Regions from separate parts of the Homo sapiens genome. Here region 1 is linked to region 2. Evidence: chromatin loops called from intact Hi-C (ENCODE). Cell type or tissue: CD14-positive monocyte. All regions are shown on one strand. Each heading gives the region's core, and the rest is flanking DNA. Links, peaks and the distances in the headings are about the cores only.

What was found. Hi-C counts contacts between places; a loop is a spot of excess contacts. Peaks named below come from ENCODE experiments on the same cell type or tissue, not always from the same donor. Only the 100,000 strongest peaks of a DNase experiment are listed, where the experiment ranks them.
Region 1: a loop joins it to region 2, with 2.2 times the contacts of the local background. A loop is called at or near these places in 4 of 110 quality-filtered maps.

The regions. Positions count from the first base shown.
Region 1 is chr9:107,538,726-107,541,636 of GRCh38, forward strand. No RefSeq gene overlaps it. Among named protein-coding and RNA genes, the nearest start is that of KLF4, 50 kb to the left of the region's middle. RefSeq lists an enhancer at 2,811-2,911. In CD14-positive monocyte, for the core only: a CTCF peak has its summit at 1,108; no DNase peak of the experiment used is centred there.
Region 2 is chr9:107,610,706-107,613,616 of GRCh38, forward strand. The region is part of intron 5 of LOC105376205 (a long non-coding RNA gene); the gene reads left to right. Among named protein-coding and RNA genes, the nearest start is that of KLF4, 120 kb to the left of the region's middle. In CD14-positive monocyte, for the core only: no CTCF peak of the experiment used is centred there; a DNase peak (open chromatin) is centred at 1,576; H3K4me3 peaks cover 445 bases; H3K27ac peaks cover 2,500 bases.

The DNA.
Region 1 (2,911 bases), core at 163-2,662, 72 kb before region 2:
TGAGGATTCAGACACCAGTGTGCGCCTTTCTATAGGCATCTTATACTTCAACACAAAGTTAACTTAAAAATTAATTCAATGTGACAACATACACTGAAGGCTTAACATATGCAGGGAATCTCATCCTGCATTGGTGTGGGAGCCAGATATCAGGGTAAGTAAGAATACAATGTGGCTACTGCCCTGGGGTAAGTTCAGGGATGGAGGGTAGGTAATGGGGGATGGAAAAGGATGGAGAGTCAAGCCTTCAACATTTTGCAAAGCATAGTGGGTGCCAAAGGACCACTGAATTTGCCTTGCCTGGGGGTTGGAGAAGTTGTGTTGGTTATTGAGTGCTAAGTAGGATTTCAACTACTGTGGTCAAGGAGCTGTTAGTGTTTTTTAGGCTAGAAAATAGAAACATATGAAACTAATGCGCTAAATTGTATTTTAAATGTGAAACAAGATTTAAGTTTAATTTAAGCCCTGACTGATTTCCTTAGAACACTGGGATAGTGGGTGTATTGTAATCTGGATGTTGAATTAAAAAATCTCTAAAACCTCTAATATAAGAAAAGTTGATATGTTGATCTCTTTATCGTCTGTTCTTGGGGACACTGAACAAGTTACTAACCAACGTCATTGGTTGGACGTGGCCTCACCAAAGAAGTAGTGAAATGAAGTTATATTTGTTAAAACAACAATTTAAAAAACTCCAAAAACCCAGGATTCCCTGGATAGTAAGGTATTACCAATGCAGCCCACGAGAGAGGTATACTCATAGGTAAGGTGGGGGGCGGGGGAAATGGTAGATACTATGAAGCAACCAGGGAAGGAGAGTTGGAATTTTCTGTCTAATTGTTGGCAATCTGGGGAAATCCCAAAGGACCAAATGTTCTGGAAGAAATTTTGTGCAATAAGAATGTCCCCAAACTGGCCGGGCGTGGTGGCTCATGCCTGTAATCCCAGCTACTTGAGAGGCTGAGGCAGAAGAATCGCTTGAACCCGGGGGGCAGAGGTTGCAGTAAGCTGAGACAGCTGAACTGCACTTCAGCCTGGGCGACAGAGCAAGACTCCATGTCAAAAAAGAAAAAAAGAATGTCCCCAGATTAGACCTTCAGTTTAATTCAGTCCTTCTGAGACGCCCCCAGCCCAGGAAAGGTAATTTGATTACTTCCTTAGAAATGTAAACCAACTCCATTCCACCACCTGTAGGTCACAGCCAGAGCCACAGCCAGTCAGGGGAGGACTTGGTTACTTACACAACGTGAAGGGAACTGCTATTTCAAAGCCACTTTATTGCAAAGCATCTCAGCCTGGAAAAAGTGTGTAATGGAAAGGACTCTAGAGACAGACAGATAAGGGCTCCAATTCTACCTTGGCCATTTACCCATTCTATGACCTTGGAATGCCACACCAAAACTTCTCCGTGCCTCAGTTTCCTTTTCTGAAAAATGAGGACAATCACATACACCTTAAACAACAGACACCTTGTTGTAAGAATGAACTTTACTATATTTAAATCACTTAACACAAAATCTGGCACATAACAGGCCTTCACTCAATAATCATAATATTATTATTTTCACAATGCTTTCTGGCTGATGTCATGCTGGACAATAAATGCAGCATTGAGCATCTCCTTTTCTAGGTCACTGTGTCCACAGTTAGAGAGAGAAGCCAAATGGCATGTTCACTTGGAGCCAGGCTCAGTCCTCAGGCAAACAATGGGAAATAGGCAATTAAGCAAGGAGTAGTGCCAACCTATTGATTGGTCTGTCTCTGCTTAAGAGCCCTGAAAACTCGATATGGTATGTTTTGAGCTTTTTTTCTTTTCTTTTCTTTTTTTTTTTCAGAATGACTAACAGTGAAAAATACATTTTGTGTTGATGTTAGTAATATGTGTTTATGGATAAAACAAACATTTCACAAGACAATACTTATTAACTGTAATGCACCCTGGCATTTTGTATTCTAAACTATTCTATTTCTCCATTTTAAAAAAAATGGTTGCAGGTCAGGCACAGAGGCTCACGCCTGTGATCCCAGCACTTTGGGAGGGCGAGACAGGTGGATCACCTGAGGTCAAGAGTTCAAGACCAGCCTGGCCAACGTGGTGAAACCCCATCTCTACAAAATACGAAAATTAGCTAGGCATGATGGTGGGTGCCTGTAATCCCAGCTACTCAGGAGGCTGAGGCAGGAAAATCACTTGAACCTGGCAGGCGGAGGTTGCAGTGAGCTGAGATCACGGCATTACACTCTAGTCTAGGCAACAGAGCGAGACTCCATCTCAAAAAAAAGAAAAGGTTGCAACCCACTAGATTGATTTTATTATTTATGAATGGATCAAAATTTGCAGTTTGAAAGACACTACTCTCATCCAGTTCCTCAGATGGAAGATGAGGAAACTGAGGCTCAGAAGGGGAAAGAGTTGCTTAAGTAAAATAGCGAGTGGCACAGGACTGAGCCGAGACATGTGGATCCCACAGCTCTAGCTTTTCCACAAACCACTTCATGGAGATGAACCTCCAGGTTCTGCTGTGTAAACAGTGGCACTTCTAACATGGTAGGTTAGAAGGGACTTTTTTTTTTTTTAATTGTAAAAGGGTCCACAAAAGCTCATAAGCACACAACCCTTGCAACAGCAGGCTCATTGCTAAAAGGAGACACTTGGCCAGGCACAGTGGCCCAGGCCTGTAATTCCAGCACTTTGGGCAGCCGAGGATGGAGGATCCTTTGAGCCTAGCAGTTCAAGACCAGCCTGAGCAACGTAGTGAGACTCCCTGTCTCTATAAAAATCAAATAAAAATAAAAATAAATAAAAAGAGGCACTAGGGTATTTTCTCTTGGAGTTCAGTGCTTCACCTTCACCTGCCAGTGTAAGCAGAAGTTTCATTTCTTTCCTAGCAGCCTCTAGAACAACCCAAGA
Region 2 (2,911 bases), core at 261-2,760:
GGACCAATACTTCGCATCCTTCAATTCAATCAAATTGACACTCAGCGTTAACCATCACAGATGGAGTCTTGCTCTGTCGCCCAGGCTGGAGTACAGTGGCACGATCTCTGCTCACTGCAACAGGCACTTCCAGATTCAAGAGATTCTCCTGCCTCAGCATCCCAAGTAGCTAATTTTTTGTAATTTTAGTACAGATGGGGTTTCACCATGTTGCCCAGGCTGGTCTTGAACTCCTGGCCTCAGGCGATCTGCCCACTTCGGCCTCCCAAAGTGCTGGAATTATAGACGTGAACCACTGTGCATGGCCCAGAGCCCAAGCTTTGACTTCAGAAGTTTTAGTTCCTAGCTTTGTTTTCTTTCCTACCTTGAACAAACCAGTAGACCTTTCCTCTGCTTCAGTTTTTTTCCTAGCATTAGCACAAAGATCCTTACCTCCTGGGAGTAGGGGGAGTGGTGGGAATCAAAAGTGATGTGAGATGCGTCTGGATTTTATAATCTGAAGGGTGTTATGCTAGGGCTTGTTATTGCCAATAGATGGATGAACCGTCTGGGGGTGGGATCCCAAGCCACCCCCACTTTGTCACTCTTTCTCCTCTCCCTTCCTTGCATGTCTGGTTTCTAGCTCTCTTATATCCTTATATATTAATCAGTTTATTTGCCAAATATTCACTGAGTGGCTGCACTATCCCTGCCCCAGTGCTAGGTGCTGGGTTATGGTGGTGAACAAGTCTTGTTTGGGGAGTTGTAGGGGTGTATTTGTGTGTGCGTGTGAGTGTGTGTTTGCACCTGTACATGTGTGCAGTAGGGAGAGCAGAGACAGGAATGAAGGACCCCTCCCCAACCCCAGCAACCTGTTGGCTTTTTTTTTTTTTTTCAGGGGGGACAGAGTCTCACTCTGTTGTCTAGGCTGGAGTGCAGTGACATGATCTTGGCTAACCTCCACCTCCTGGGTTCAAGCGATTCTCATACCTCAGCCTCCGGAGTAGCTGGGGTGGCAGGCGTGTGCCGCCATGTCCTGCTAATTTTTGTATTTTTAGTAGAGATAGGGTCTTACCATGTTGCCCAGGCTCGTCTCAAGCTCCTGGCCTCAAGTGATCCATCCACCTTGGCCTCCAAAAGTGCTGGGATTACGGGCATGAGCTATCACATATGGCTAATTTTTGTATTTTTAGTAGAGACAGGGTTTTGCCATGTTGGTCAGGCTGGTCTCAAACTCCTGGCCTTATGTGGTCTGCCTGCCTTGGCCTCCCAAAGTGCTGGGATTACAGGCATGAGCCACCTTGCCTGGCCGTGAGGTCTTCTCACAGATTATTCTGCCTGTTTATTTGCAAAAAGGTGGGGACCCTTGGCTTTCAATGATAATTGTGTGTGTGAAGAACTGGCAGGTCATCAACTGTAATTTTTTTTAATTAAAAAATTAAGATGATCTTCAAAGGCACAAAATTAAAAACACCGGGAATGAAAATCACTAGGTTTCTCATTTGGTGTGGACACAACGGTTTGCTTCCTCTGATTTCTCCCCAGAGGCCCAGGGTATGGAGCAACCTCAGGCCAGCCTGCTTGGCTCTTCCTCATTTGGCCAGGGCGCTTGCTGAGTGTGAAGCCTTCTTCCAGGGCTCTTCATGTGAACAAACTGCATGCAGCCCTTGATTTCGTCACTGCCTGCAAGGGCTCAGGACCCTCCAAGCGTGCTTTTCATCTGGGAAATCTTTATTCTTTTATACTCTTCTGTCTGTCATCAGGATTTGGGCCTGATAACATAGTTTGAAACACTCCAGAGGTTTTGTCAAATGCCACTTTAGCTTTCTGGTGAAGACTCAAAGAATATATGCTGGGCTGAGGCTGGCACATTTATCCTTCTGGCCATTTTGGTAATTGGCTTTTGGGGAAGTGTGCTCCCCATGGGGGCCTCTCTGAAACCTCCATACTAAGGCGTGGATGGGAAAAACAAAAACCTTTCCAGAGCAAGCTGAAGGGTGAGAAAGAAATAACCTTTTTTTTTTTTTTTTTTTTTTTTTTAAGACAGAGTCTCGCTCAGTTGCCCAGGCTGAAGTGCAGTGGTATGATCTCGGCTCACTGCAACCTCTGCCTCCCAGGTTCAAACGATTCTCCTGCCTCAGGAGTAGCTGGGATTATAGCCATGCACCACCACCCCTGGCTAATTTTTGTAGCTTTAGTAGAGATGGGGTTTTGCCATATTGGCCAGGCTGGTCTCGAACTCCTGACCTGAGGCGATCCGCCCACCTCGGCCTCCCAGAGTGCTGGGATTACAGGCGCGAGCCACTGCTCCTGGCCAGAATAACATTTTTGTTCACCCCAGTCCTATCCTTTTCTGTCTGCTCTATTCACCCACGTACCTTTTGGTGGCCGTCATTAAAGGCAGAGGCTCTGCTTCTTTGGTTCATGAATTATTTGCAGAAAACTTGCTTTGCCTGGGTTCTAGACTCGTTCAACATTGGGCCTTTGGCTGTAATTCCTATCTTCGGTCTTTCTCTTGCTCCTGCCCCTCATATTGACCAATTTATTTAGGTTCCCCCAGCTCAGTGCTTGGAGTTCCCTCAGGATCTGCCTTGGACTCCATCCTACTGGCCTTCCATAGGGTTCTCCAATTCCGGAAGTGCTCTGCAGGCCTCAGTCTCTAGCCTGGACTTGCTTAGTGGGTTCATCCAAGACTCAGATGCTTACCATGGACCCAGCACTGACCAGACACCTGGAGGTTTGTTTGATCTGGTTGGCTCACACTGGGGGCAGCTTGTTCTTAGGATTCCTTTCCCTGAATCCCCAGAGGGCTTGATTCCCTACCCTTCACCCCCAACAGGTGTCCAGCATGCCTGTTGCCTGTGCTGAGGCAGTAAAACAATTCTTCAGTGCTATAAACTCAAGGGCTCACCTGTTGAAGGTCAGTGTGTTC